Linked DNA regions of Mus musculus: region 2 is linked to region 1. The links are chromatin loops, found by intact Hi-C in ENCODE. Cell type or tissue: left cerebral cortex. All regions are shown on one strand. Each heading gives the region's core, and the rest is flanking DNA. Links, peaks and the distances in the headings are about the cores only.

Region 1 (15,606 bases), core at 2,713-10,712:
GGGGTGGAACCTCCATTCAGTTTGATGCATCCCTGTTCATAACAGCTGCTCTATGGAAACAACCTAATTGTCCATCAACAGGGGGATGGACAGGTAAGAAAATGTGGTGTATGTGTACCGTGGAATGCTTTTCCTCCATTAAAAAAAAAAAAAGGTAGAATTCTGTCATGCAGGAAAATGGATGCAGCTATGGATAGTCACACATTTCCTCTCTTTTGGTTGCCCTGGGTTTTACATAGATACATAGTATCATTGTACAAATGACATGGAAATAGATGAAAGAATTTTAGGAGAAAGGAGAAGGCTAACCGAGAGAGGGGTGAAAGGGGGAGGGGTTCTTGGAGGTGAGAAGGATTGTGCTCAAAGAATGTAGTATAGTGGCATGAAAATGCCCTTAAATAACCCAATTTAATATGATAAAGATAACCCAGACACTATTGCATATGCCAGCAAGATTTTGATGAAGGGACCCTGGTATAGCTGTCTCGTATGAGGCTATGCCAGTACCTGGCAAATACAGAAGTGGATGCTCACAGTCATCTATAGGATGGAACACAGGGCCCCCAATGTAGGAGCTAGAGAAAGCACCCAAAGAGCTGAAGGGGTCTGCAACCCTATAGGTGGAACAACAATATGAACTACCTAGTACCCCCAGAGCTCATGTCTCTAGCTGCATATGTAGCAGAAGATGGCCTAGTCGGCCATCATTGGAAAGAGAGGCCCCTTGGTCTTGCAAACTTTATATGCCCCAGTACAGGGGAATGCCAGAGCCAAGAAGTGGGAGTGGGTGGGTAGGGGAGGAGGGTGGGGGGAGGGTATAGGGAAATTTTGGGATAGCATTTGAAATTTGAAATGTATATAAAGAAAATATCTAATTTTAAAAAATCAGCCAGGCGTGGTAGTGCATGCCTTTAATCCCAGCACTCGGGAGGCAGAGGCAGGCGGATTTCTGAGTTCAAGGCCAGCCTGGTCTACAAAGTAAGTTCCAGGACAGCCAGAGCTATACAGAGAAAACCTATCTTGAAAAACAAAACAAAAAACATCTTTTCAAAAGTAAAAACAAAAAATTAAAAATAAAAACAGAAATGTGGGGAAGAGGCCTTCAGAAAAACAGCACCCAGGTGCAATGAATGCTTAAGAGATAGGAGTTCTTTCTTTTTCTTAAGGAAGGGGATGGTATTTGAACTCCTTGTCTAACCACAAAAAGCCAGCTCTTTCTCCTGGGCTCATGACACCTCTCACACCAGACTTCTTAGAAACCACAGACACCTCCGGGCCGAGCTTTCAATATTTAGGCTGCTCTGTTCCTTGTCCAACTCCACAGCAGAGCCATTCTCCCAGAACAAATTGCAAGCAGAGAATCCCGCTGCCTGCCCAGGAAAGGCATCCAAACGGAAAGTGAAATTGCTGACCTTTTGGAGCCTTGTGCCTCAGAAGAAAACATTCATGTCTGACAAAGACTCACTGCTGTATGCCGGCTGGACTCGGACTGCCCTCGCCGGCGTATCTCCCCTCACTGCTGTATCCCCTCACTGTGTGCAGCCTCTATGCTCCCTCCCCAGCCTTAACATTTAACTGTGGGCTTCGATGGGCTCTCTGGCTCCTACCTGAGCCCAGCTAAGGGGAACAGAAGGAAGGGAGGAAGACATGGCCAGAACCACACCCTCCCTCCCTACCGCATCGGGCATCTCTCCACACCGACTTCTGTCCCTGGATTTACAGTAACTGCTCCTCTCACACATAGCCTTCCCTAACCTGTCCACAATACACCCCTGCTCCCACAAACCCCTTTTACCGTTATCTTTTTTTTTCTTGGTCACTACCACGGTTTCCTCTACTTAGCCTAATAGTCTGAGAACAATTATATATAAACTCCCGGCATCCTGTCCCATGCAGTTGCTGAGCCTGTCCCATGCCGTGCCGTAGCCTCTGGTGCTACACCTGAAGAAAACACTTTGAGAAACATACAGGAGACTGGATGGAAAACGGGGATTCGAGGCAGTGGGAATATGGTGCCAAGAATAACCATTATTCTAGAATATCCCCAATGTAGAATTAGGAAAAAAGAGTGATGACCATCTATGCTGGACATAGAAAACTGAGACTAACACCTACTTTATATCAGTGGAGTATCTGCAAGATCTGCCTGGCATTTAACAAGCATTAATTGTGAAGTGCCCTAACAAGCATTTTGAGATTATTATGAAATGGTGTGCTTTCTACTCATTGATTTTATCTGTTTAAGTCAACAAAATATTATCTCTTGCTATATTACTAGAATATTAACTTCTCTGTGGGTGGGGCCAGGAAGGAAAAAGGGGCCATACATCCTCATGACTGTAGGGTGGCTTGTCCTTCATTCAGAGGGCTAAGAGGGCTTATAGCTCTTTATGTGAAATCCCTTTCTCCAGGTATCTGTTTTAGTTCCCCAAATAGAAACCCCCAAACAGGAAACAGAAAGAAATCTGTAAAAACAGGTGGCTGTTGGCCATTTAGTCAAGTCTGGATTTACTACCTCTTTGTGGAGTGTGTGTGTGTGTGTGTGTGTGTGTCCGTCCTAGCACTTGGCCCCTGCCCATTGTCTCTCTGTATTTCCCTGGTTTCTTACATATAAACTCTTTGTATCTTGAAACCCCTGAGACAGAGAATCTAGGAAAGTTTACCCTGTCTACTTTTCAAGGTCAGCTTTGAATAAACATGTTTCCTTCCACTAATTTCTATCTCCTAAGTTCTCACCACAGGCTATTTGCCCTGTTACCTGGAGGAATGTAATATTGGCTCCAACAGTTCCTTTCAAATATACTTGAAAAGCTGACACAGGTCACCGTTAAACCTCGCCTACAAGACTAAGAAGATATGTGACAATGAATAGAAAATGTCTACAAGATGAGATTATCACCAGTGTCCCCAAGAGATTTCATTATTGCTCTATCCAGGCTCAAGTGCTAGAGATTCCCTCCTATCCATGCTTGGTGATAACCAAGGAAGGGGCGGAGCTGTGTGACCGAGTGGTACAGCCTAATAGCTTGCACCCTCAGGGCCTGTGTGCAGACTTGGCAGCTGGTAGGAAGGTGGGATGTGGGAAGCAGGTGTGATTATTAGTGATGCGTGGATTGGTGGGTAATGTGTGGATACAGAGGATGGAGATGAAGAAAAGCACCCTTGGAAACCAGGCAAGTATGTCACTTGTGCTACCTCACACAAGACTAGTTGATGCCTTCTTTCCAACTATTCAAATACAACGGTTTTGATATAAGACACAAGGCTCCTGAGTAAGCAAAGAAACAGACAAACAGCAAACAGTAACAAGATGCTTCCCAACTTCTTTAGAGCAATGATTCCTTCCTGGCAGCAGAGAGAAGCCCTGAGGGAGCACAGAGGGAACTTTTAAACCATCCACAGACTGATACAATCTGGGCTTTCCAATGACACCCCAACAAGATCAGCATCCACTGACATAAACCAGTCAGATAACTCTGCTGCTGCCAAATCCTCAGAAGGGCAATGTCGTTGGCATAAAGGGAGATATGCTTGGCCTCAGATCAAGTATGGGAGCCATAAAATCAAAGTCACAAGTCAGGAAGGACTTACCTTCCGTCTCATAAACTGAACAAGCAAAGAGGGAAGAATTAATATTTCCTAAGCTTGCCATGTCTGGTGAGTGAAGGGGCATGCTATTTGGCTTGGGAGAATGCAGGAATAGAGCCATAGCTATGATACAAATGTCGACAAGAATCCATTCGTTTATGATTTCACTTATTCATAAGTCAGCCAGGGGTTATCAAATAGCTGAATACATGTCAAGGCTAAAACTCAGGAACAGGAGCTATAAGTAGATAGATGGATAGATAGATAGATAGATAGATAGATAGATAGATAGATAGATAGATAGATGAGATAAGAGAGAGATAGTGCATACATAGATACATAGATTATGGATAGACAGATAATAAATAGATGGATAGAGGATGGATACATAAATACATGGATGGATAGATAGGTGGTAGATAGATAGATAGATAGATAGATAGATAGATAGATAGATAGATGGTGTATACATAGATAGATTATGGATAGAGAGAGAGATAGAAAGAAAGAGATAGAGAGATATAGAGAGAGATAGGTAGATAGATGACAGATAGATAGATAGATAGATAGATAGATAGATAATAGATGGATAGAGGATGGATACATAGATACATAAATACATAGATGGATAGATAGATGATAGATTATGGGTAGATTATTTATAGATAGATAGATAGATAGATAGATAGATAGATAGATAATAGATGGATAGAGGATGGATACATAGATACATAAATACATAGATGGATAGATAGATGATAGATTATGGGTAGATTATTTATAGATAGATAGATAGATAGATAGATAGATAGATAGATAGATAGATAGATAGATAGATTATGGATAGATAGAGGATGGATACATAGATACATAAATACATAGATGGATAGATGATAGATTATGGATAGATAGATAGATAGATAGATAGATAGATAGATAGATAGAGGATGGATACATAAATACATAGATGGATAGATAAATGATAGATTATGGATAGATAGATAGATAGATAGATAGATAGATAGATAGATAGATAGATAGATAGAGGCAGAGCAAGCACAGTCCCTAGCAGAAGGAAATCAATCTAGTTGAGGTGTAAGATGAACAGACAAATACAATGTGATGAGTTCATGTCTGACCCTGAGTCAGGCACGGGGCACTGAGGAATCCCCAGCTATTTGGGGACAATGCCACCACCTTCTGAGAAAGCCTGCTCTGATCTGAGCTTACCTCCTGCAGCAGCCTGGCCACTCAGTGAGAAGGGCAAGGATTCCCAGGAGGGAGCCTGTCTTAAGCCCACTCAGGGTCACACTTGTGGCCCTCAGTGGCCTGTCACTCTCACATGGCAGTGGTCCATCCCTCTCACGTGGCACTCTAGGTTCTACAGAAGCTTCTGTCGTGCCCTCTCCTCACTTCAAACAAATTAACTTACAGAAAAGTAAACGTATTTGTCTGCAAAGAAAATCCAGATGCTGCTCCCAACGGTCAAAGTTCCAAGGTCAGATCAAATAAGCAAGTCTGAACTTCAGAGAGACACAGCTCAGTGCAAGGACGGCTCATCCACTATCGCCAAGGCCCTGAGGAGCTCTCTGTACCCCTGACCCTTCCTAGCCTCCTATAGATATCCATGACAGAAATACATTTCCCTGAGGCCAGCCTTCAATGGATCTATTTCCTGTTGATAGTAGAACAATAAACCCTTCAAACACTAGGTGTCAGGGACACTCTTGTTTCTGATCTGTAGACCCAGGCTCTGCCTGGGTAACTAGCATTCCTAGTAGTGTTCAGGTGACACGGATATGGTTAGCACTGATGTCACTGTAGGACACAGGTCCCTTTTACACATTCTAGCTCTTGTCATAGACAATTAACAATGCAGAGAGGAAGTGACTCACTAGACAATTCACTGGAGTGGAAGTTTCGGTCAATAACTGGCCAGGTCAACCCTGACTCTATACCAGGAACGCGCAGTAAGCATCTACCTCTCTGAGACAGAACATGGGATGATTGGACACCACCCAGAAAGTCCAGCTAAAATTGATCAAAGACACTACTTGGGCCAACGGCATGTTCATTTTCCTATGAGTAGCAAAGTGTGGGGAAGGCATCTGTTGGCCTCTTCTTTGCAGACCTTGACTGCCTTGAACAACAGGATTATCATTCCTCAGCTGGCCAGACTACCTTTCTGCCAGCCCGCGCCATCTTGAACACTCTCCACATTAAGTCGAGAACACATGAGCCTAGCCTACTGTGTGATTCTCGAAGGCACAGCCTCAGCAGGGACTATTTGAAATAGTTTATTCCTGGCCTTTGATATCATGACCACCTATGAACTCTAGCCTACCCTGAGCAGAGAGGGGAACGCCTCCTCCGACAGTCTAGCTGATGAACTGCTATGACAGGGCTAAGAAAGAAGGCTGGGATGGATCTAAAACGCAAACCTCAGTGACTGTCACTGATGTTCAGAAGCCAGGCTGTGATCAACTCAAACAAACATCTGTGATAGGTAAAAACCAGCTGTGACTGGTCCAGAGTGGCTGTAATCAGTTCAAAACTCTTTCCTGGGCTATATAAGCAGATTGCTAATGCCCGGTTGGTTATTTCGCTAGGAGACACTCACTGCTGCTGCCTGCCTTGGTGTTAAAGCTTTAGCCTAATGAATCTCTAGGATGCTTTTCTCTTGCTTACTTCCAGTAGCGTGGGCTGAGCTGGTAACAAGAAGAAAGATGGCTGAGTATGGTGGCAACATCAGAAGAGAAGTGACCCAGAAAGCCAGGGAGCTGGCATGGCAGCCGTGAAAGCAACATGGCAGCCAGCTGCATCTCAGCTGAAGACACAGCAGGTTCCCAGCTCCCAAGGGGCCTGCCTGATCAGGTGCCCCAGTCAGTCCTGGTAGAGTTTGTTACTCCCAAGTTACTCCAGTCTAACTGGGTTATGGAAGGAGCCAAGTGGTCGGCCAAACAGCCCAGGAGCAATCACGGCAGGAAGTAGACATCAGAAATAGACATGAAGTCACAATGTGCCCTAGCTGCAAACACAGCAAGGCCAGCTTAGCTGACCGACGGCTAAAGAAGAGGCAGTTGAGCCATTGAAGTAAGGCAGGGTAGGATAAAGGTTGGCAGAACTGGACTGCTGACAAGAGAGCCGAGAGTAAAGAGGAATAGAAAGCCAGAAAAGAGAAACTGCATGGCATGATCTCCGGATTCCCAGAGTGCCATGGCTCTCATACCTCAGGCTCAGAGTTCTATCATAGGTCACTGCCAAAGGCTAAGGGTGCCAAGAGCCTAAGGCCTACAGCAAATCTGTAACACTTGTGATCCTAAATGCTGATGCGCAAGAGGCCCATATGGGGACCTAACACTAGAGGGCGCCACTTGCTACCACTTCTGGCTGCCTACTGCTGCTGCTCCCTGAGAACATCCAGAGAGGGCACTTGAAGAGCTGCTTCTTGTCTACACAAGATTCCTACCCAGGGGGGGCTAAGGACCCTCAGCCAGAAGGTTGCAACGGGATGGAATGGGAAAAGGCTGTGTTCTGAGTTAGAAGCCAGAAAGCAAGCGAGACTCTACATGGAAACCTGTGGACCCGCAGCTCTGAAGAAGTGGCTTTGGGAGACACGTCAGGGAATACCTCATTTAAGGGGCACCTCAGGCACACTGTATCTTTTCACCTTTTGGGTTTAGGCTGGTCTTCCTTAGGCTGGCTATTTGACAAGACCATGATGGTGACTTACGTCGCTTTAGAAAGTATTCTTACTCCTGTCATAAAAGAATGAGAAGCCCAAGTCTGGGAACTAGAGAACCAACTGTAGGTAGGAAACAGGCGTAGAACCAAGGGTGAGAGTGTGACAGACCTTCCAGAAGCCGAGATCTCGGAGTCTTTCTGGGAATGGTGCCCCCGTCCCCGCCCTTGCCCCGCCCCCACCCCACCCTGCACCCCCAGCATCCCTGAATTCACCTCTCCCCTGGACATGGACTATAACTGACAGTGATATTACCAGAGTGGTAAAGAACCAGTTTGCTTGTTGTTTCAAATATTTAATCATCTGGACCTTGGTGCTTTTGTATTTAGTTACTTTTCTCATTGCTACAGCACCCTTGACAAGGAACAAGTCGAGGAGGGAAGGATTTATTCAGACTCACAGTTGGTCAGGGAATAGACCATCATGGCCAGGAAGAACAGAATGGCTGCCACTACACACCTTTTCAATAGACGTGCACATAAAGTGCACATACAGGTGAATAAGTCATGACTTGCCCATACCTTTGTGCCATTTGTCATTGAAACAAAATAAAGAGCTGTGTACGAGAGTTCAAATCCCCATACTGCACAAACACCTACACTATTAGAGTTAACATGAAATGTGGCTATGGTCTCTGCTTGTCCGCATCTGGGCAGGCTTTCTCTTGGCATTTCTCACGGGTGATGCCCGAATGTTGTGTTTTATTTTGATAACACCAGCAGCAGAGAAACCCATTTTACAAAAGCACTTTCACAATAGGATCACGTGACTTTCAAGGGTGTCTTAGTGAGCACCATTTCTTTTTTATTTCCAATTTTTTTATTAGGTATTTACTTCATTTACATTTCAAATGCTATCCTGAAAGTCCCCTATACCCTCCCCCCCTTTGCTCCCTTACCCACCCACTCCCACTTCTTGGCCCTGGTGTTTCCCCTGTACTGGAGATAAAGTTTGCAAGATTGTACTGGCTGGTTTTGTGTGTCAACTTGACCCAGGCTGGAGTTATCACAGAGAAAGGAGCTTCAGTTGGGGAAATGCCTCCATGAGATCCAACTGTAAGGCATTTTCTCAATTAGTGATCAAGGGGGAAAGGCCCTTTGTGGGTGGGACCATCCCTGGGCTGGTAGTCTTGGGTTTATAAGAGAGCATGTTGAGCAAGCCAGGGGAAGCAAGCCAGTAAAGAACATCCCTCCATGGCTTCTGCATCAGCTCCTGCTTTCTGACCTGCTTGAGTTCCAGTTCTGACTTCCTTGGTGATGAACAGCAGTATGGAATTGTAAGCTGAATAAACCCTTTCCTCCCCAACTTGCTTCTTGGTCATGATGTTTTGTCCAGGAATAGAAACCCTGACTAAGACACAAGACCAAGGGGCCTCTCTTCCCAATGATGGCCAACTAGACCATCTTCTGCTACATATGCAGCTAGAGACACAATCTCTGGGGGTACTGGTTAGTTCATAATGTTGTTCCACCTATAGGGTTGCAGACCCCTTCAGCTCCTTGGGTACTTTCTCTAGCTCCTCCATTGGGGGACCTGTGTTCCATCCAGTAGCTGACTGTGAGCATCTACTTCTGTGTTTGCCAGGCACCGGCATAGCCTCACCAGAGACAGCTATATCAGGGTCCTTTCAGCAAAATCTTGCTGGCGTGTGCAATAGTGTCTGCGTTTGGTGGCTGATTATGGGATGGACCACCGGGTGGGGCAGTCTCTGGATGGTCCATCCTTTCATCTCAGCTCCAAACTTTTTCTCTGTAACTCCTTCCATGGATGTTTTGTTCCCAGTTCTAAGAAGAGGTGAAGAGTCCACACTTTGGTCTTCGTTCTTCTTGAGTTTCATGAGTTTCAAAAATTGTATCTTATATCTTGGGTATTCTAAGTATCTGGGCTAATATCCACTTAGCAAGTGCATATCATGTGAGTTCTTTTGTGATTGGGTTATCTCACTCAGGATGATGCCTTCCAGATCCATCCATTTGCCTAGGAATTTCATAAATTCATTCATTTTAATAGCTGAGTAGTACTCCATTGTGTAAATGTATCACATTTTCTGTATCCATTCCTCTGTTGAGGGGCATCTGGGTTCTTTCCAGCTTCTGGCTATTATAAATAAGGCTGCTATGAACATAGTGGAGCATGTGTCCTTATTACAAGTTGGAACATCTTCTGGATATATGCCCAGAAGAGTTATTACCTCCGGTAGTACCATGTCCAATTTTCTGAGGAACCGCCAGACTGATTTCCAGAGTGGTTGTACAAGCGTGCAATCCCACCAGCAATGGAGGAGTGTTCCTCTTTCTCCACATCCTCGCCAGCATCTGGTGTCACATGAATTTTTGATCTTAGTTATTCTGACTGGTGTGAGGTGGAATCTCAGGGTTGTTTTGATTTGTGAGCACAATTTCTTAATGTTCGACCTTTATCCAAAGTGAAGACAACACAGCAGTTTGTTTTTAATATTTGTTTCCAACATTGTAATTTCAATCTCTTATTGTGTCACCCGAGGATTTTTTTTTCTCCTGTGACGTTAGAGATGAAATGATTTCTCAATTAAAGAAATGGACGTGAGAGGAAAAATATTTATTCTTTTAATGAGCAATACTATGATAATATTCTATCAAAGTTCATAAAGTGAGACAGGTAGGGGATGCATACCTGTAACCCCAGAATTCAGAGGCCAGGCCCAGGACACATCAGGAGAACTCAGCTGAGACAGCCAACAGCAGAAACAACAACAAAGAATCCATATGGCCTTGCCTGATAACCTTTTGCATTTTTGGAATGTCAAGATTGTGATTTATTTGATAATTGTTGCGAAACCACAGGCCATGTCATAGCAATCTGTAGAAACTGCTCTTCCCGGCTTTTAACTCTTGTCTTCGCCTTTGATCTCGGCTGCCACTGGAAGGCTGTCCCTCTTCCCACAGACGTATTATGGTTGTTATAATATCACACACAGCCGGCAGATGAGCACACCTTATTCCCCCACTTCACCTCTTCACAAAGATAAGCTTTGACAGCTTTCTTATCTCAGAGAACTCTGGACCAAGCCTTCTCAACTTGTCTTCATGATCATTGTGCTGTGATACACAATGAATTCTTCCATTTTTTAATCCCAATAAATAAATTTTATTTATTAAATTACAATAAGAATCACAATAAACTTTAAAAAATATAGAATGTAGTTCATTATTTTTTACTTTATTTGAAATTTTGTCTAGTAGTTCTATTCATAGCAAAATTTTCTCCAAAAAAAGAAATTGTTTTCATTCTGGCTCAGGGTCCTTGAATCTAGTAGCCAGAATGGTTTCTTTTCATTGCAGTTGTGACCTGAGAATCCACTTCTACGTAAAACTTAAACTTTAAACTATACTTAATAGCTCATCAGAAGTATATACAGTTGGCTGTTGTATACAGTTGGCTGTAACTACAAATGTCAACAATGAAGCTGAAATAGATTTTGGAAAAATTTTGCCAGGTTTCTCTTCTTTGAGTTGGTCTTTTAGGTCCCATCCAGTTTATAACTGCACTGAGCACAGCTCCTTTCCTAGGTGGTAATGTAGACACTGCCTTGTTACAGATTTATAGAGCACTGTCAAGCAAAGATCTCAGAAACAGCACTAATCATCCATGGGTCCCAATGTCAGTGACATGAACTTTATGCATAAAGCGTGGACTCTTTCTGGCTTCCATGTTCTGAATTCAGTAAATTTTTCAAGAATTCTCTTGAATTTGACCTTTTCTTTCTGTGTGTTTTCTATATAAATACCAATTACAGTTTTGGTAGTTTTTCTTTTTCAGTCACTAGTACTGCTCTGAAAATAAAATCCAACAATATATAAAAATTGTAACCAATGAAAGGATCCCAAGAGTGGAAAATTGAGTCAATATCCTAAATGCATAGAATAAATAAATAAATAAAAACTCACACACTTATTCCAACAAATGTAGAAAGGACATTTGACAACTTCTACTCACTCTTGGTAAATACTATCATCAAAGGAAGACCTTCCCATACTTGATTTAAAAAATAATAAGATTTAAAAAATAACTAACAGCTAATAATGTGCCTGACACACAAAGGCTGTCCTTCAAAATTCCTGTGTTGATCTAGGTAAGGTGGTTCATGCCCAAAATCCTAGATAGCCAGGAGGCTGAGAAAGGAGAGTCACAAATTCAATTTCTACCAGCCCCGCATGGTGAGTTCAAAGCCAGCCTGGGCAACTTAGTGGGACTCTATCTCAAACAAACAAACGAAAACAAAGAACTGTGGATATAGCTCACCGAGGGCTCACTTACCTAGCATGTGGAAGGCCCTGTGATCACTAACAAACATGCACTCCAGGGAGGGAGGGAAGGAGGGAGAAGAGAGGAGAGGAGAGGAGAGGAGAGGAGAGGAGAGGAGAGGAGAGGAGAGGAGAGGAGAGGAGAGGAGAGGAGAGGAGAAGAGAATAGTGAACTCTAAACTCTAGTCCATAGCAAATCAGAATATGGATATATTTAGAGACTGGCCCTTTAAAGAGGTAACTGAAATGAACTGAGACTATGAGAGGAGACTCTAATCAAACATAAATGGTATCTTTATAAGGAGGGACATGGGTCAGCACAGAGGGAAGATTATATGGGCAGATAACAAGAGGACATAGAGAAACACTTCAAAAGACAGCTAGCCTGCTGTTATTTGGGCTTGTGTTTGTAACCTCCACGAATATGTGGAAATAGACCTAAGACATGGCACAAGTGAATGGATGATCATGCTATTTGGAACTCTTGAGCCTCCATATTGATTTTCCCAGTGGCTACAGCAGGTTCCTGTTCCCACCAGCAGTTGTAGAAGGAGTAATCCCCTTGCCCAGACTATGCAACAACATTTATTATTTTCTGTTTCCTTGACATCAGCCATCCCGTCTGGGATAATAAGATGTCAGTGTAGGTTTTATGTTTCCAGTAAGGCTAAGGATGCCACACACTTTTTCCTGCATTTCTTGCCCATTCATATTTTTCTTCTGGGAAGTGTCTATACAGTTTATTCACTCACTTATTAACCACATTGATTGCTATTTTAAAGTTTTATTTTTTATTTTATATGCATGAGTATTGTTCCTGTGTGTGCATATGTGCACCATGTGTGCTCCTGATGCCTATGGAGTCCAGAAGACATTGGATTGCCTAGAACTGGAGTCATGTGTGGTTGTGAGCTACTGTGTGGTAAGAATTGAACCTAAGTCCTCTGTAAAAGTAGCAAGTGCTCTTAACTGTTGAGCCATCTCTCTAGGCCCCAGGCTCTTTGCTATGTTGAGTAATTCATGTGTATTTAAGATATTCAATACTAGCAATATGTTGAAAATATGCTGGCATATATAAATATGCCAAAACTAAAACCTCAAGCTTTAAATATATACACGTAAATGACACTAATAATATATATTTTAATAAAATGAGGCTCTTGTATATTGAAGTATCATACTGTAACCGAAAAATATGTGCAATCACTGTGTGTCAGTGGGTTACAATAAAACAGACCCGAAGGTAGTAGGGATGTGTTAGAGGTGTCGGCAGGGTGGGGTGGGGGTGGGGGAATGGAAGGTGAGAGGTACGGATGGACATGATCAAGGTACACTGTATATGTGTATGAAATCTTCTAAGAATAAATAAAACATAAACGTTTTAAAATATAAAATAAGACATATTGCATCATGATTTTTATTTTGCTTCAAAATTGTTTTTAATTTAAAGTAAATAACAGCTAAACCACAACCATCATTCCCTGAATACTCCACAGAAACATTCTACAGATGTAAGCAAGAAAGCAAAGTCCAACCTGGCAGATCACGTGTAGCAAACACAAACCTCTCGGAGCTGGGGTTGTCCACACTCTCTTTCACCCCAATTTTAACTCCATCTTGCCATTTCCTTTTCATATACCACAATGCTAAAGACACTATGAACCCCTCGCTTAACTTTGACCCAACCTCCTTTCCCATAAACAGTTCAGTATTCCATATGACTGGAATCCATAGCATACAGCACAAAACTAAGTCTAGAAATGTGTGCCAGCAAAGATCAAGCAGTAAGGACTATGGGGACAGCTCAGTGTGTAGGTATGCTTTCCATGAAAGCAGAGGGCCCGTCCTTCTGGTCAGCGCCAGCACCGGGTCACCTTGGGCAAAGAGTCGGCAGACACCCCCAAGGTCCCCTAGAGGACTCTCCACGCAATCTTAGAACCACTGGTGAGTGGAACACAACTTCTGTTCCAATCCAAGCACGTGGGACCTGAGACAGCATTAGAGAAGCAGGAAACCCGGCCTGACCAGGGTCAAAAGTCCCTTCCGGTCGGTGCCAGCACTTGGTCACCTGGGCACAGAGTCAGCAGACCACCCCCAAGGTCTCTAGAGGACAGCTTCTGAGAAAGACCCCGTTTCAGGCCCAGACATCCGGGCACCTTCCCTGCCAGAGGAGAGGTGTCCGTCCTGCCCAGGAGGGCTTTGCCAGAGCACCTGGGGGAGCCATCTTGGTTCCTAGATCCCTCTGAAACTAGTCTGTGCAGGTGAGAGTGTGAACTACAGAAGCTAACAGCTTCTGTCACAGGCCGAAGCAACACACTTCTGGGACAGGTCCTGTTTCAGGCCTTCATCTTCTGCCAGGAGGGAGGTCCGAATGCCAGATATCTGTTCACCTTCAGAGAGGAACAATCTCTAACCAGAGACAACTATAACAACTAACTCCAGAGAATACCAGATGTCAAAAGGCAAACGTAAGAATCTTACTAACAGAAACCAAGACCACTCACCATCATCAGAATGCAGCACTCCCACCTCACCCAGTCCTGGGCACCCCAACACACCCGAAAAGCTAGACCCGGATTTAAAAGCATATCTCATGATGATGCTAGAGGACATCAAGAAGGACTTTAATAACTCACTTAAAGAAATAGAAGAGAACACTGCTAAAGAGTTACAAATCCTTAAAGAAAAAGAGGAAAACACATCCAAACAGGTGATGGAAATGAACAAAACCATACTAGACCTAAAAAGGGAAGTGGACACAATAAAGAAAACCCAAAGTGAGGCAAAGCTGGAGATAGAAACCCTAGGAAAGAAATCTGGAACCATAGATGCAAGCACCAGCAGCAGAATACAAGAGATGGAAGAGAGAATCTCAGGTGCAGAAGATTCCATAGAGAACATCAGCACAACAATCAAAGAAAATGCAAAATGCAAAAAGATCCTAAGTCAAAACATCCAGGAAATCCAGGACACAATGAGAAGACCAAAACTAAGGATAATAGGAGTAGATGAGAATGAAGATTTTCAATTCAAAGGCCCAGCAAATATCTTTAACAAAATTATAGAAGAAAACTTCCCAAACCTAAAGAAAGACATGCCCATGAACATACAAGAAGCCTACAGAACTCCAAATAGACTGGACCAGAAAAGAAATTCCTCCCGACACATAATAACCAGAACAGAAAATGCACTAAATAAAGATAGAATATTAAAAGCAGTAAGGGAAAAGGGTAAAGTAACATATAAATGCAGGCCTATCAGAATTACACCAGACTTTTCAGCAGAGACTATGAAAGCCAGAAGATCCTGGACAGATGTTATACAGACACTAAGAGAACACAAATGCCAGCCCAGGATACTATACCCAGCCAAACTTTCAATTACCATAGATGGAGAAACCAAAGAATTCCACAACAAAACCAAATTCACACATTATCTTTCCACGAATCCAGCCCTTCAAAGGATAATAACAGAAAAAAAAAATACAAGAACGGAAACCACACCCTAGAAAAAGCAAGAAAGTAATCCCTCAACAAACCTAAAAGAAGACAGCCACAAGAACAGAACGCCAACTTTAACAACAAAAATAATAGGAATCAACAATTACTTTTCCTTAATATCTCTTAATATCAATGGACTCAATTCTCCAATAAAAAGACATAGACTAACAGACTGGCTAGAAACAGAACCCAACATTTTGCTGCTTACAGGAAACCCATCTCAGGGAAAAATGACAGACACTATCTCAGAATGAAAGGCTGGAAAACAATTTCCCAAGCAAATGGTCTGAAGAAACAAGCTGGAGTAGCCACTCTAATATTGAATAAAATCGACTTCCAACCCAAAGTTATCAAAAAAGACAAGGAGGGACACTTCATACTCATCAAATGTAAAATCCTCCAAGAGGAACTCTCAATTCTGAATATCTACGCTCCAAATGCAAGGGCAGCCAAATTCATTAAAGAAATTTTAGTAAAGCTCAAAGCACACATT
Region 2 (15,606 bases), core at 4,048-12,047, 100 kb after region 1:
CTATAGCCAGGACCAGAAAAAAAGAAAGAAAATGCCTTGTAATTCTTGCAAGGGCAGAAAAAAAAATCCACCATCCTTCTTAGATATGCAAACATCAGGCAGCAAGAGATCTAATTAGCAGAATGCAGCCATGCCCTCCCACCCCCATCAGTACCTTCTTAAACACAGAAGCCCCAGCATCAGATCATGCAAGCTCTTCACCCTCTCTGCAGCCACCGCAGATGGAGCAGGGACAGGCACTGAGCACTCCAAACGCATCTATATTTTAAACTGCAAATTAAACCCAGGCACGAGTGCAAAGCACCGCTTTAAGATGCAGAGGTCCGTGTGGCACTCTTAGGAGTCATCTCTCAGGAAACTGTGTCCCCTAGAGCACTGTCTCTGCCTTAATCAATGACATTGGGAAGTCAGCGTGCTCACAGAAAAACCTGTGATTGAGAAATCTGAGTCGAATCACTGACAAGCAAGCCTGAACAATAAGAGAAAACAAAATATAATCAAGTGGCACAGGAAAGGAGCTGTTGCCCCTCGAATAGGCAGCGAGATTGACAGAGACATGACTGCAGTATCCCATGAACGCCGGGAGGGGATTCCAATGTGTGCGTGATGACCTGTGGCTCTTAAATACTGCCTTGCCATTTTCAAAGCCCTTTCACATCATGATCAAATCTGATGCTCACAAAACTTGAATGCAGGCAGCACGGGCATAGTTCCCATTTGACAGACAGGGAAACTAAAGTCCAAAATGTTACGTGACTTTTCTGTGATCGCACAGCTGGTACAGACTTGAGCCTTCAACCTAGGTCTCCATGCCTCCCTCTCTGTGTCTGCTATAGAGAAACATGTTACCATGGGAACGGAGTGACAGCAAATGAAGAGACTGGGAAGGTTGGCCTTGGCCTAGCATGCATGGTGCTGGTTCAATCCCCAGGACAATGAACAAAATAGAGAAAGTCTTAGAGGAAGCACTAGGTGGTCAACCTTCTAGAATGGCATATCAGAACAAAACTGGTCCAAGTGGGAAGTCAAGAAACAAGATGGGGTCAGTGAGATGATTCAGAGGTTAAAAGTACCAGCTGCTCTTTCAGAGGACCCAGGTTCAATTCCTAATACCCATAAGTCCACTCACAACCACCCATAACTCTGGTTCCGTGGGACCCAGCAGTCTCTTCTGGCCTCCATGGCACTAGGCACACAGGCAGTACACATATATACAGACATGCAGTCAAAGCACTTAGAAAGAAAGAGACGGGGGTAAAGAGGGAAGGAGGGAGGTAGGGAGGGAAGAAAGGAGGGAGAGAGGATACAAGTAAATAAATTTAAAGGAAAAGCTGAGGAAAATGATAGTCTCCATGTCAGAAGGCCATCCTTCAACAGCCTGTCTTGGAAATCTATCTGGACCCCATGCTATTTCTCCAGTTTTCCAGCAAATGCACTTAGACCCAGGGATGCTAAAGCATGGACTCCAGTACACATTTAAGACCAAGAGTGAACTATGGGAATTCCCAGACCTTACCATCATCAGGCTCAGTGCTAATTAACTACATCACTGAGTGCCTTGAGGAAGGAGGAGGGAGAACCCACAAATACAACGGAAAACACTGTTCTGCCCTGAGAAAGCCAGCAAAACCTGCTCTCGCAAAGCACAGGAGGTAGGGTCACAGAGCACAGGCCACCCTCCCTGTAAGTTTCCTATGGGTCACTGCTGGCTTCCACCTTAAGGATTTCACCCACTTCATCAGTTCTTGATGATAAAGCAGGAGTCATTTAGCCTGCAAGATGGCTCAGGAGGTCAAAGTACCTGCCACCAAATCTGAGGACCTGAGCTTAATCCTGGATATCACATGGTCGAAGAAATGAACCAAAGAGTTATCCTATAACCTCCACTTATGCTCTGTGGCATGCCTACATGCACACACACATACAGTTACACACTAAGTAAATATGAAAGATAGATAGATAGATAGATACATATATACAAACATACATGCATACATATACATACACACATATATACATAGATGATAGATTCATTTATACATGATAAGTATATAGATGATAGACAGATATAAATAATAGAAGATAGATGATAGATAGAGATAGATAGATAGATAGAGTCATATTAAAAGTCTCTGTACAAACTTTGAGAATTACTATTTGCAAAGTCCATTCAAGCTAACAACCCTGTAGGTTTTCTGAGTGTGTATACATTGCATGCATGTATTATGTATATACATTTATGTATGTGTGTATGTGTGTTGTGTGTGCATGCATGTGCATGAATTGTGTGTGCGTGTGTCCTGTCTTTGCCTGTATGCCCAATGCCCAAGCAAGAGGCATTGCCTCCTCAATTTACTCTCTGACTTGCTGTTCCAGCTTAAAAGGCCAGGAAAGTACACGCTCTGCAGAATCCGGGTTCCATTAACTAAAAAGCATTTTGCACCGGATACTGAATGAGCCACCCATGCTGTGGGACAACACAGACTGTAGAAACACCTTAGCAGACAGAGAATGGGCAGGTGACACACACGCTTCTTCCGTTTGCTCTGAGCATGCTCAAGCTTGCCACCAACTCCGCCATTTTTTCCCATTAAGATATGATGCAATATTTCCCTTTCGGTGAAATGAAATACTACTTTTGGGTTTCAGGTTAAGACACAGCCCTAAATCTTATAAAGAAAACAGGGATCAAGAAAATAGGTTGTAGCATTGTAGAAGAAACTTCAGACCACCCAACCAACCCCTGAAGGCCATAGATTTTCAGGCCAGGAAGAAACCCAGGGGTCTCACCCTGTCAAAACCACTCTCTCAATCCATCAACACAGCTCCAGCTGGTTCCTCTGACTCCTGTGGAGGATGAAGGCTAGTTAGGTTACCAGATGAATCTACTATGGTAACCATGTTGAGAGACAAATTTCTAACCTCTAAATCAGCTTGCACTGCTAAAACACCTCTGTTTGGATTTAGGCAGAACTGCTTCAACCTTCCCCAGGATGGCTGGTGGACTCTGCAAAGAGGGAGGATGAGGCCCAAGCCTTTGCTAAGCGTATGGAAGTGTGGTGTTCTCTTAGTTCAGGGTGTTGCAAGCGGCAGCACCGTCGACACTGTGGACAGGTAGTCCTCTGTTGTGGGGTGCGTTGACTTGCCGGGGCTGCTGGGAATGAACGCACAGACAGAGTAGCTGAAAACAGGAAAGACTTACAACTCCATACTTCTGGAAGCTGGAAGTCTGATGTCAAGGTATCAGAAGGGTTGGCTCTTCCTCAGGGCTCTGGGGGGGAAGGAGGAGGGGAGATGGTCCATGCCTCTCTCCAAGCTCTGACAATGGCAGTGTTAGGGACTAACTCCAAAATGTATCTTAGAAGTTCCTGCTTTCTACACTTGAGCCCCAGATTGCCCTTTGTTTGGAAAGCTATGGGACCTGGCTGGTGAAAGTAGATCAAATGGGGTGGGTCTTTGAGTGTCTTGTTCTGGTATAGCTCTCTGCCTCCTGGCTGTTATAATGTGACCAAACGCATGCTTCCTTTTATATTGGATATTTCAAATGTTATCCATTTTCCCAGTTTCCCCTCCAGAAACCCCCTATGCCACCCCCCTCCCCCTGCTCCTATGAGGGTGTTCCCCCACCCACTCACCCACCTACTCCCGCCTCCCTGCCCTGGCATTCCCTTACACTGGGGCATAGCAAGCTCATGCTTCTAATGTTAGAGTCTGATTTACTCTCAACACCGCTGTCTTCCCCATTTGAATAGAATGAAATCTGTTCGAAACGATGAGCTAAAACAAAATTAAGCCCTCCTCCCTTCAGTAGTTTCTGTCAGGCATTTTGGTCACCGCCACGAGAAGCATAACTTATATAAATAGAATCCTTGGTGCCCCCTGGCTGGTGTGACAGGGCGCCCCAGTCTCTGCTTTCACCTCCTCCTGGGTTTTCTTGGTTTTTGTCATCAGACTATCATGTGGGAATATGTGGGTAGGTCGGTTCTGGGGTGCTGAGCTAAATTAGGATTTCCATGTGTCTTTCTAGGGAGACATAGTTCAGCTCATAAAGAAGAGCATCCTGGGAACAGGATCCTGTTAGCAGCATCGAGCCTGCCATGTTTCTCATGCCAACATCCTCCCGTTGTGACAATTAAAACTGTTTCCAGGCATTGTCCGATGTCCCCTAGAGAGGAAGAAACGGTCTGGTTGGGAAGCAATGCCTTAAGGCTTTGGGATCAGAAAGATGAAAGTTTGACCTTGATTCTAATTACTAACTCCATGGCCTTAGAAAACACGGGCTACCCTTTCTTCTCGTCACCTCAGGCCCTACGGGTAACTACAGAGCTGCAGAATTGCTGAGCATCACCAGCTGCTGTATTTCATGCAATAGGGATGTCTCTCTGGCAGGATTCTCCACAGGCCTCAAGATTTACTACTCTTGTGCGCGCCCAACTGGCCAGGAAGAACGACGCTGCAACAGGATCCTTCTGCACACGTTTATTCAGTCCTGTTTCTTCTTGTTTATATCTCCCTTGTTTATATCTCCCCCGAACCCTGGGCCTCTCATTCTTTTATACTCTCAGTTCCCATCCATGCACAGCAGGCCACGCCACCTCACCAGGCACGCAGCTTCAGCTAATCAGGGCAGCAGGGGCATATCTCCATCAAAATGGATTCACCTGAATCCTGGTATACCTGCGCAGCTCTCAAGATGTTTGTGGCTTATATGAGAAAGTCAGGTGCAAGTCATACGACTTAGCTGCAGTCCCTGGCGCCTTTGGGACTGCCGCCACACCCGCTCCTCACATACTACCCTTGACCCGAGATCCAAAAAGGCAAAGGTGCTAACACAGGTATGCCCTGCATCCCCCATGAGGAGTCAAAAACCTCTGCAGAGCCTGGTCAATGCCTTCCCAGCATCAGTGACCACAACAGTAGATGTGCAGATCACCATCTATCTATCACAGCCAAGGAAGGGCTTGAAGCGCTGGTGCCCAGAATGTTAGTGTGTCTGCCCTTGCAGCATGGAGGGCATCAGGCAAGAGAGCACTAGAAAATCTACTGGAGAAGACGAGGTTGGGGAAGAAGAAGGTAGGGGTCAGTTAATGGCTTCTCTGTAGACCTTGCCTCCTGCGCCACGCCATGACCGGCTACCTGACATCTCACACTGATGAGCAGAGAATGCAGAGTAACTGTTCCAGTTCCCTCACCTGAGCCAGAGAAAGACAGGAGCGGCATCTCATTTGCATGCCTACCACTTATGCTATTAAAAAAAAAAATGCCTGTCACATGACAGAAGCAGAGAAAGTGGTAGTCTTTATTTGTGTGCCACCCCTGTGCTACCAGTATTGCCAGCCTCTTGGATGGCAGAGCCGTATTCATGATGAGCACTGAGCCACCTCTCCAGACCCTAGTTGGTCCTTGAGGCCCACGCTGTATGATGTCAACTGAAGTACCCCACATCACTCTAGTTGAGTGCTCGGCGAGCTGTGAAAAGCAGGTAACAGCACAGAACACCTCCCTTACCAAAGACTTGGATAGGCCAAGCCACTTTCACCGGCAACTACAGACAGCTACTCTGAGGTCACCTTCATTTTCCTGCCTTCTTACCATGGTGATATGGGACAGGGACTCCCTGTCCTCTTAGGAATCTCTTGGCTTCCCTTTGTCCCACATTATTGTTCCACTCCAGTTTGGGGGCAGAATAGCAGGAAGCGTCCCCCAGCTCCCCCCCCCCCCCACACACACACACCTGTGCTATTGCCCATCCCAGAATGACTAGCAGTAGAAACAAGGGACTCTGGTCACTGTTGTCCCACCCTCCAAAATCACTATATTTATCAATAACTTTTAACATGGGGGGTTCATTCCATCTTAATACCAATAAAGAGAAGTGCTACTTCAAGAGTCCTGGAAATACAACTTCTGTGTCAGACCCAATCTCTGTCTCTAGCATTCCTCTCATGCCATCCCTCTTGACACAAGCTGAATAAATCTGGCTCACAGACCGCTATGTCACCAAGGGAAAAAAGTCTTCCAACCTAAGATCTAGTTTGCATTGCAAAGCAGAGGACTCAGGATCTCAGACTGTAGCATGTGTACTGACTGGCTCAAACCTCCTTCACTCCACTGAACTGGCTTACACTGCACCTTTGCCTGGTTAATGACATCAATCTAAGGTCAGCTCCTTAAACTCTGGGGGCATATTGGGATTTCTTGTTTGATTCCTAGTCACAATCAAAAATTCCTTTCTAGAGCTATGGAGGCGGCCTAGTGGTGAAGACGGCCCTTGCAGAGGTTCAGTTCCCAGAACGCCTACCAAGGCAGCTCACAACAGCCTGCAACAACAGCTCCAGGGGATCATATGCCCTCTTCTGGCCTCTGAGGCACCTGCACTCACATACATGTAGACAATCACGTAGATACATAATTAAAAATAAAACTTGTTTTTTTTAAAGTCCCCTTCCCATTTGAGGAAACTGTCTTGGTGGAAACCCGCAAAGACTGAATATAGGTGATTGCTATTCCCTCCACACCTTGGCAGCCAATCAAGGGTGAGCTCAAGGACAGAGCTACTGCAGAAACTGCTTTTACACTGCTCAACTGCGGGCTCTGCCTGCAAACCATCGTCCTCCTTGACTTCAGTATTCATTAACAACAGCCCAGCAGAGGGAGTAAAATGCCTAAGAGGGGGACAGCTTTATATGGTTCACATAAAAGCTTCATTCGGACCAATGGTTCTCCTGGTCCAGCACCATCCAATATTAAATCATGAGTAAGTGATATAAAATCAAAATGACGGAGATTCATTATCCCTGGCCGTGTTAGGTGAATAGTCCTGGAACCCCTATCTAAAGGTCATGATATATCATGGTGACAATATAACCTGGTGGCTGTATATAGTGCCAGCGGTGGTACTATAAATTATAACATGGTGGCCAGATATACTGCCAGAGGTGGTACTATACAGTATAACCTTGTGCCATATATAATGCCAGTGGTGGTACTATAAATTATAACATGGTGGCCATATATACTGCCATCGATGATACTATAAAATCTAACATGGTGTCTGGATATATTATCAGTGGTGGTACTGCACAGCAGTGGCCATAGCCATCACTTACTCCCCACTATCTGCAGCTGGCATCCCAGCTTCCACATGGATACTGTGAAATCCAGGATTATTCCAGCTTCTTGCATATATTGAACAGCCAGACATAGCTGGAGCAAGGCTCATAGCCATACAGAAACTACCCAGAAGTCCTACAATCTTCCTTTAATACAACTGTTCCCAACCTGTGGGTTATGACCCCTTTGGGGTTGGATGACTCTTTCACAGGGTTTGCATATTAGATATTTGCATTACAATTCATAACAATTAGTAAAATTACTGTTATGAAGTAGCAATGAAAATAATTTTGTGGTTGGGGGTCACCTATTGGTGTACGTTTTTGAGCTGCTTTGCTGGGTTCTTTTACCTTCCTCCCTTCTAACTCCCCAACACTAGGTAGGAGAGAAAGGTTAGAGGGTAAAGGGTGTGTAGAGCTCTTTAGATTAATTCCTGCTGCCTAGGGACGTCAAGTCCAATCTTTGTCATCAGAATATCCAGCAATCCAGCAATGCAGCAATGCAAACACAGCAGCAGCAACCAGCAGGGGGAACATCTGTAACTCCAGGCCCTCTCAGGCTCTCTCCCATTTATACCCTCTCCAGAGTCCCCATAATTCCAAATGTAAACTATCCACAGCAAGCAAGCATCACACCCCTCCTAGAGCACGAGACAATCAGAAGCAGTCCCATATCCCACACCTGAGATTAAAACAAAAACATATTCACGTGCACAACTAGGTCTTTAAAGAAACCAAATTCTCACTGCATGCTCCACCACATGAGACACTGTGTTAAAGGGCCGCAGTGTTAGGAAGGTTGAGAACCACTGCTTTGATGCATCTGTTTCTTTGTTTTGGCAGGAACTAGAGCCTACCTTTTGTGTTCTCCTCAGCAGCTCTGGTGCCTCCTTCAACGTCTCCTCTCTCCATCCCCATCTTCAGCTGACAGCTTCATTCCCTCGCTGAGGGAAACAGGAACAATTGAAAGGCAGACATCTGTACCCGTCTCTCACTTTCTCTTCCTGCTGCAATGAACTCTGGTCCTGTTTCCTCCAACCCTTCAGCCGCCCACTAGAGTTCACGCCCACGCCCACGCCCATTCCCATAATCCTCCCTGTACTTAGAGCCACCCTCTCCCACTGTCAACTGTTCCTCTCTACCAACTACTGCTGTTCCAGTCAGCGTCAATCTACAAGTGTTGCCATTACATTTAAAAACAAGATCTCCTCCAGCCCACCAGAAGCACCCTACTTAGAATCTCTGACATGATCCTGTCTCTTAGAGGGATTAGACAGCTGGAGGGGTTGCTTGTATTGGGGTCCTCTATCAAGGAGGGGTATCCATTTGTCCTCTCCAGAATAGATCCTTACCTTTTAATATGGGTTTACTTCCTCTGCCTTAGCTACTATAGTTCTATGAGTATATTCAGTAATTAACTTCAGTTAACATTCGGTACCATTGTATGCCATATACGTTTGACCCAGGGGTTCACTGTGTAAGGAAGAAAGGGTAATAAGGTTGATGTCCACAAAACTCAACATTATTTCATGCCCCCTCTCACTCAAAGACAGTTTACAGGATAGTAAAATGTCCCACTGAATTTTTGGAAAAGTACAAGTTTGGAAGCAATACTGCCCTCTGGGGGAGCCACAGTAGAACATGATGTGCATGATCTGATGATGTGTATGTCCACCACCCTCAAGACACAAGGCAATGAAGTGAGGGGAGAGAGGCACACACATCCCGAGTGGCTGCTCCCAGTGATGGCTGTGTCAAGTAGCAGCTGAGTCCATCAGCGGCAGCAGTGCCCCACAATGGTCTGGTTCCTTCTATCATCAAACCACCTTGGCTTCTGCCCACTTTCCCAGTACTGTCCCTCAGGCCTTCCTGTCTGCTCTGTGGCATGATATCCCTCCAACTGCCTTTTCAAACTCCTTTCTCAGCCTGAGCCTTGTTTTCAATCCCTCAACACTACACACACAGGCTTCCGTGGAAAGCTCTACACAAAGATCATGCAGAAACCACTTACCACTTCCAAATGGTAGCCTTGTCACTTGGGGGGGAAATGACTGTTCAGACTCCCATGCACAGCATTAAAAACAAGGGGCTCCTGGAGTGAACGGAGCACTGCTTTTGGCTCTCCAGAATGATAGTCTGTCGAGTGTGTGCTTAGATCCCGAGCAGTGAACCTGTTTCCTCATTCCGTTTGAACCCTGGTCTCGCCAGCCACAAGGGTGGTTCAAGGGTCAAAGTACGGGATTTAGGTTCCTTGTCTCCTGCTTTAGGCTTGTTGCATAGGGGTGGTGACACTACTTTTGGGCCCCTGAACTACTTACTGATTAGAAGAAATCCTTGGATTCAAATTAATACTTTAAAGATCGGGATACAAATTGGTAAAGATGCCTTTCAAGTGTGCTTGAACCCTCGAGGGGCTGCCAGGATACAGAACCGGGTCATAACACTTAGACACGGTCACTTTGTGTCTCACTAGATACTTCTTAACATCAAAATCACCACAACCTGAAAATGAAATCTAGCCCGGTTTGAATACAGCCCAGGGCCCTGGTCACCACCACCTTCCCCTGTGGAATATTCACAGGATAGATGGTGTTGACACTCAGGAGTGCTCATAGAACAAAAAGCAAAGAAAACTAGCAACAGGCGTGCCCAGGCTGCCTCTTTCTTCACAGAACTATTCATAAGAACAGGTCCTCCTTACCTATCTACTTTGTTAAGTTTGTGAGTTTTTCTTGTGTGAATAAGTTATTTATGAATAACCTACACTTTGGGCCCCAGGCTGGACAAGTGGTGGTTGTTAATTTGCATAAACAGGACCTCAGCATTGATAATCAAAATGAAACCAATTCCTGTGTAGTTTAATGGAGTCCCTTGGTAACTGGCTCAGACCAAAAGCTGTGGAATACTAGAATAGTACCTGGTCTCTGCAATAGGAGTGGTCTCCCAGGTTCTGGAATGTTCTAGACAGAGAAGTAGGCCTCTTCTAGTGGAGGAGGCCAGCAGAGAGCAGGCGCTCAGGGTGTGGGTTCAGGGTTGGTGAGTCTGATTTGCATTTGAAAGACCTGTTCCTTGGTAAGTCCTTTGCAATCTCTAAGAATTGGCTGTCCTCAGGAGAGACATCTGTCACCAGGCAATGCAGGCACAGATGTCAAAGCATCTGGGGGGGGGGGGGGGGAATTGCATCCTGAAAGACCTCCTGAATCATCAAAGTGCATCGGATCTAAATTCATCATCATTTTGGTTATAAAACCTGTGAATTTTAGAATTACTTAAGTTACAAATCAGAGAGAGAGAAAAAGAAATGGAAAAGCAAATCAATCAGGCTTCAATGGGATAAAAGTGGGGGAATGGATATGTTGACTCCTAAATGTCAACGCTTATGAGTTTGGTCAACTTCCCTCACCAAGGTAAGACCACAGCTGCCAGACTCAAATCCCCTCTTTCTACCGCTAAAATCAGAAGAAGAAAGACAAGGGGATTTTCTCCAAATTGTCAATAAATACCACCTCGGTTCCCAGCCTGCTGGATTACATCGTCATCCTTGCGCCTGTCACTCTGGCTCTCAGAACCACCCAGAAGACATGCTGAGACCTGGCAGTGGAAGCCCACTGTGAAGGCTGCTGGGTTAGTAGACTCCACAGAGCCTGGGCCTCTGAGTTACAGCCAAGTTCCCAAGGAGCGGAGCGCTGACACTAGCCCTCAGGGGTCTTTGAGAATCACTGCTGTACATTAGGTGTTTTGTTACTATTTAGCTTCTCTCTATTAAAAAAAATAAGGTCTCAGGACGAGGGTGTAGCTTATTGGTAGAGTACTTGTCTAACATGCGAGAAGCCCTGGGTTCAATCCCAGCACTACAGAACCCAGGTGTAAATGCCTGTAATCCAGCGCTGATTGGGGGTGGGAGGTGGGGGGTGGGTGGGTGGAGGAGGGGTCTTAGGTTCCATAATGTGGATGAGATTCTCCTGGGCTGTATCAGACACTATCTTTCAAAAGAGAAATCTAACCATCAAAGTTCTAAATGATCACTGTAGCTTTCAGCTTTAACCCCAGCCTCCTGGGTTACTGAGAAAGCCTTTTATCAAAGAAAGCCTGCGTGTCTCCTTTGAGAGCCATCAGACAAGGATAATGGCAGGTCTATGCATTCCCTTAGTTCTAGATGCTGAATCTAGAAAATTGTTCACACAGCCGTGCTCGGAAAGGTCACAGCAGCAAGAAGATACACAGATGTTGCCAGGAAAGCGGCCAATGAGAAACAGCTCTCACAGTGCTTAGGTTACACGACTGGTGGATCCAGAGCCCTGAGAACCCTGATTTATAGTTATAGTTAGTTATAGTTATAGTTATAGTTATAGTTATAGTTATAGTTATAGTTATAGTTATAGTTATAGTTATAGTTATAGTTACAGTTAGTTATAGTTATAGTTATATTCATAGGAAGGAACATGAGCTTTATGTGGCTGAAGAGATGGCCCAGCCAGTGAACGACTTGCACCATACACATGAAAACCTGAGTTCAATTCCCAGAACCCACATTACAAAAATTAAAACATCCAGTATGATGATGACACGGGCTTGCAATCCCTGCACTGCGGTAGATACATAAAGATCTCGGGGCTTGCTAGTGAGCCAGGGTAACCTAATGAATGAATGAACACGTTCTAGTGAGAGAGCCTGTCTCAACTCTCCAGACACCTGAGGCTGACCACTGGTCTCCACAGGCATGTGTGCAGGCATGCAGTCATGCGCATGTACACTTGTACATACATGAGCTCACGCAAATATACAACATTTTTGTATGCCAATAACTTCACGAAAATACTAAGATAGTCTTCTATCGAGATATGAGGCTTTTAGGACTATTTTGTATTCCAGGAGTGCTTGGCTCCTTAAGATGCGCAGTAGGTCCCTCAAATGCTGTCCTTGTATAAGGAACCACAGTTGGAAAATCAGAAGTTCATTCCCGCCTTAAGTGACCGGGATAGCTGGATTTATGCTGGGGGCAGTAGCTGTCTCCCCCTGACTGTCAATTTCCCTGGTTCAGAAACCCTACAAGGAAAAGGAGGGGGGAGCAACACATTTTGCAAGTCCTAGGAAGAAAAGAAGGCAATATGTTTTTGCACACACATATGGTTTCTATAATATTCTTTTACTACAGTTTGACCTGGACTTCTGACAGAGACAGTTCACTTGAGGGCTGCAGGCACAGAGAACCCACCTCTGCCCCAGGCACGGTGCACCTGGACTTGATTTGTGGCCCTGAATGGAGCCCTCTACCGTAGGGTGATTTTTATGACGTTGCCTTGCTGGCTGACCTCCCCGAAGTTGTTCCCTCCATATACAAGCCAGCTTCATATGTTTTCTAAGTAGGTGGTGATCTGGAATCCATAAATAATAAGCTTGGAGAAGAAACATTATGTCCCTAAAATAGAAACCAGATATGTGTGTTCACAAAATGAAGCTGTCCCTGAAGTATGTGGTTCCTCCCCCTACCATGGTATGGCAGTCATGGGGCTACCCACAACTGCCACACTGTACACCAGAACCTGAGAAATACAGATGCCGCCAGCTTAAAAAGACTTATGAGGTGACCCCTGCCCCCCCCCCCCGTCCTATTGCGCTGAGATAAAAATACCCAGCACAACAACATAAGGGAGGAAAGATTCATCTCATGGCTTCAGGTGGTCTCCGCCCGTCACTCTGAGGAAGGCCTACCAGGCAAGCTCAGGTCACAGCAGCAGTAGCAGGTGGCAGAGATGAGTCATAGTCACCTCATGGTAGCCCAGGGAATGGAAAAGGAAAGCCAGAACCAAGGCTGGGTGTAAACTTCAAGGGACTGCTCCCATTATCTTACTTTGATCAGGTAAGACAGCTCCTAATGAGCCTATGGCCTTCAAGGACAGTGCTATCAGCTGAGCAACTAGACGTTAGACGTGTCTCTCAGCCTTGTCTTAGCTTAGGCAGCACATTCTGATCCCTTCTGTGAGCCTGTGGCTCCCCCATCACAATAAACATCCACGGCCCTCTGACTCCTCTTTCCTGTGAGTCCCACTTCCACCACCCCACCTCACTTCCATCTGACACTCCAGCAACAACATTCTGCCCACAGTTGAAAAGATCCAGGGTCCTTTTTCGAACCATGGCCATTAACAAGACCTCACTATATCTCCCCAGGCCTGTCTCATTGGCCAGACCCATGCTTCTGTGGTCCTTTCGGAGCCTTGCATCACCCTATTCATTTGGGGGGGGGGGTCTTCTTATGTGGTGGGAACAGGCGATCATGAAGACAAAGGACTTTGGGTGCATTTTAGTCATCCTCCGAGGCAGTCCTGCAGTCCAGGGAGGACCCTCCCTCGTTAGCTTTGTCCCCTGGCTGATCTCTGCTACACTCCCATCCCATTCACACCTACACTAACAAGAACCAATAACTGTCTCTCGGCCTCGGGGCAGGAAAAGGTATCAATGAGCTCACTGACTCTTGGTTGAAGGAGTGTGGTTTCATTCACAATATTTCAGAGAGTTGTTGGGAAAGTTCAACCTATTTCCATGCCAGCATTCTTCCTCTTCTGACTGCCTCCCTCTGGAAGAGAGAACTATGACATGGTGTCCCTGAGAATAGAACTGAGTGAGGAGGAAGAAGCCAGGAGTTCCCTCTGCTGCCCCCAAAGATCACTAAGAGGGGCTTACCAAGGAAGGGGGGCTCCTTCAGACACTCCACAGTTGCCTCAAATTATGTCATTTTCTCCCTATCTGCTAAAGTAATCTATGGGACCACTTTTCTCCTGGCTCCCCCTCCCTTGAGCCGATTTCTCTCTAGTTCCATGCCTCCCTGCCTTCTCCAATCATGCTTTTCCCTCCGTCATTACTGAAATTAAAGTTCTCTATGCACAGAACTCCTCTCTCAGCCACACAGATCTGCAGAAAGGGCACAGAGTTCAGACACGTGCAGGCGTGCATACCTGTGCACACGCTGCAAGAGATTTACTGCCCTGGAATGTGGCCACTTTCACAGATTTATTCTTTGAAAAGTGAGTTTTCCCTTCTGAGATGGACCTGGAGGGTATCGGCAGGAAAAAGAGAGGACTGTACGTATTTCACCAGCCCACCCAGGCTCCAGCCATCCTACCAGGGAAGGAAGGGATGACGGAAGAGGGAGGAACATGAGTAAATCATCACAAGCAAGGGCTGGAAATGCCACTCGGTCTAAGGCTTTAGAGCCGGTAAAAAAGACTCAGAGCACTGGGGAGATTTATAACGACAGCATCTGGTCCATCTACCGGTGGAGTAGCACCTCCATAGACCAGCATCCATTTCCAGAAGCAGATGCTACAGAGTGATGGCTCTCAAAGTGGGGACCTAGAGAGCTTGTACACACTGTCTGCCTGCAGCTGTGATTCTACCTCAGCGTTCCCTGGGTTGCCTGCATAGCTTTCAGAGCTACCAGCAATTCTGTTCATGCATCGTTCTAGAATCTCCCTGAAATAGATTTGAATTCTTTCAAGCTGGGTGGTACACACAAGCCCATGAAGGATAGGGGCTGGCTGAGATATATGGAGTGCATCAGGTTGTTAGACAACTCCAGCTACCTAAGCAAGGAAACCCTGAGGAAAGGGCTCTGAGACATCTCTGTAGACATCTAGGAGAGAGTCAGAGTGGTATGTTAGCATTCCCTGAAGTGCAGTCTCTAGTTGTCAAAAAGCAAATGCAGGCTTGGGATTCATCACAGGTGGGTTTAGTACAGTGGTTCTCAACCTGGGGTCATGACCCCTTTAGGAGTCAAACAACCTTTCCACGGGGGTCATCTAAAACCATCAAGAGTACAGATATTAACATTATGATTCATGACAGCAGCAAAAGTAGCTACAACGTAGCAAATGGCAAGGGTCGCATGAGGAACTGTATTAAAGGATGTGGCGTTGGCAAAGTCGAGAACCACTTGTCTAGTGGACAACCAGGAGAACAGCACGGTTCCTCCTGGGCCCTGCCAGACACCCAGGGGTAATGCCTGTGTTCATCTCTGAGTGTCACTTTGTAAAAAGGGATGATGACAGACTGAAGCTCATCTAGAGAACCGTAGATCCCAGAGGGAGAAAAGGCTCTCGTTTCCTTGAGTAACTTAAGAGACCCTCTACATATGCACGCACAGACATCACGACTCTCATCATTATAGTTTAACACTGTAAGAATACCTGGCTATTTATTTCTGAGTTGTGTGTATCCCTATAAACGTTCCTTCAGCATGAGGATTTTTTTCTGTTATAGTGGTTTGGATATGAAACGCCCACTTAGGCTCACGTGTTTGAACATTTGGCCCCTAGCTGATGGTAGAAGAATATGGTGTGTGTGTGGGGGGGGGGGGGTAATGGATTTGGGGAGGAGGGACAGCTTTATGGTTTTACAGTCTTGTCCCACTTCCTGTTTTCCTTCCTCTCTCCCCACATGTAGATGAAATGTGACCATCAGCTTACTGTCTACTAGACCCACCCACACTCCTGCT

What was found. Peaks named below come from ENCODE experiments on the same cell type or tissue, not always from the same donor. Only the 100,000 strongest peaks of a DNase experiment are listed, where the experiment ranks them.
Region 2: a loop joins it to region 1, with 1.9 times the contacts of the local background. A loop is called at or near these places in 2 of 42 quality-filtered maps.

Annotation. Positions count from the first base shown.
Region 1 is chr1:183,648,602-183,664,207 of GRCm38, reverse strand. The region is part of intron 2 of Gm39724 (a long non-coding RNA gene); the gene reads right to left. Among named protein-coding and RNA genes, the nearest start is that of Gm39724, 25 kb to the right of the region's middle. In left cerebral cortex, for the core only: a CTCF peak has its summit at 6,940 (motif pointing right); a DNase peak (open chromatin) is centred at 6,963.
Region 2 is chr1:183,545,941-183,561,546 of GRCm38, reverse strand. Gm33973 (a long non-coding RNA gene) reads right to left here and starts at 8,105. Exons shown (of 2, transcript XR_373775.2): 1 at 7,970-8,105. In left cerebral cortex, for the core only: a CTCF peak has its summit at 8,731 (motif pointing left); no DNase peak of the experiment used is centred there.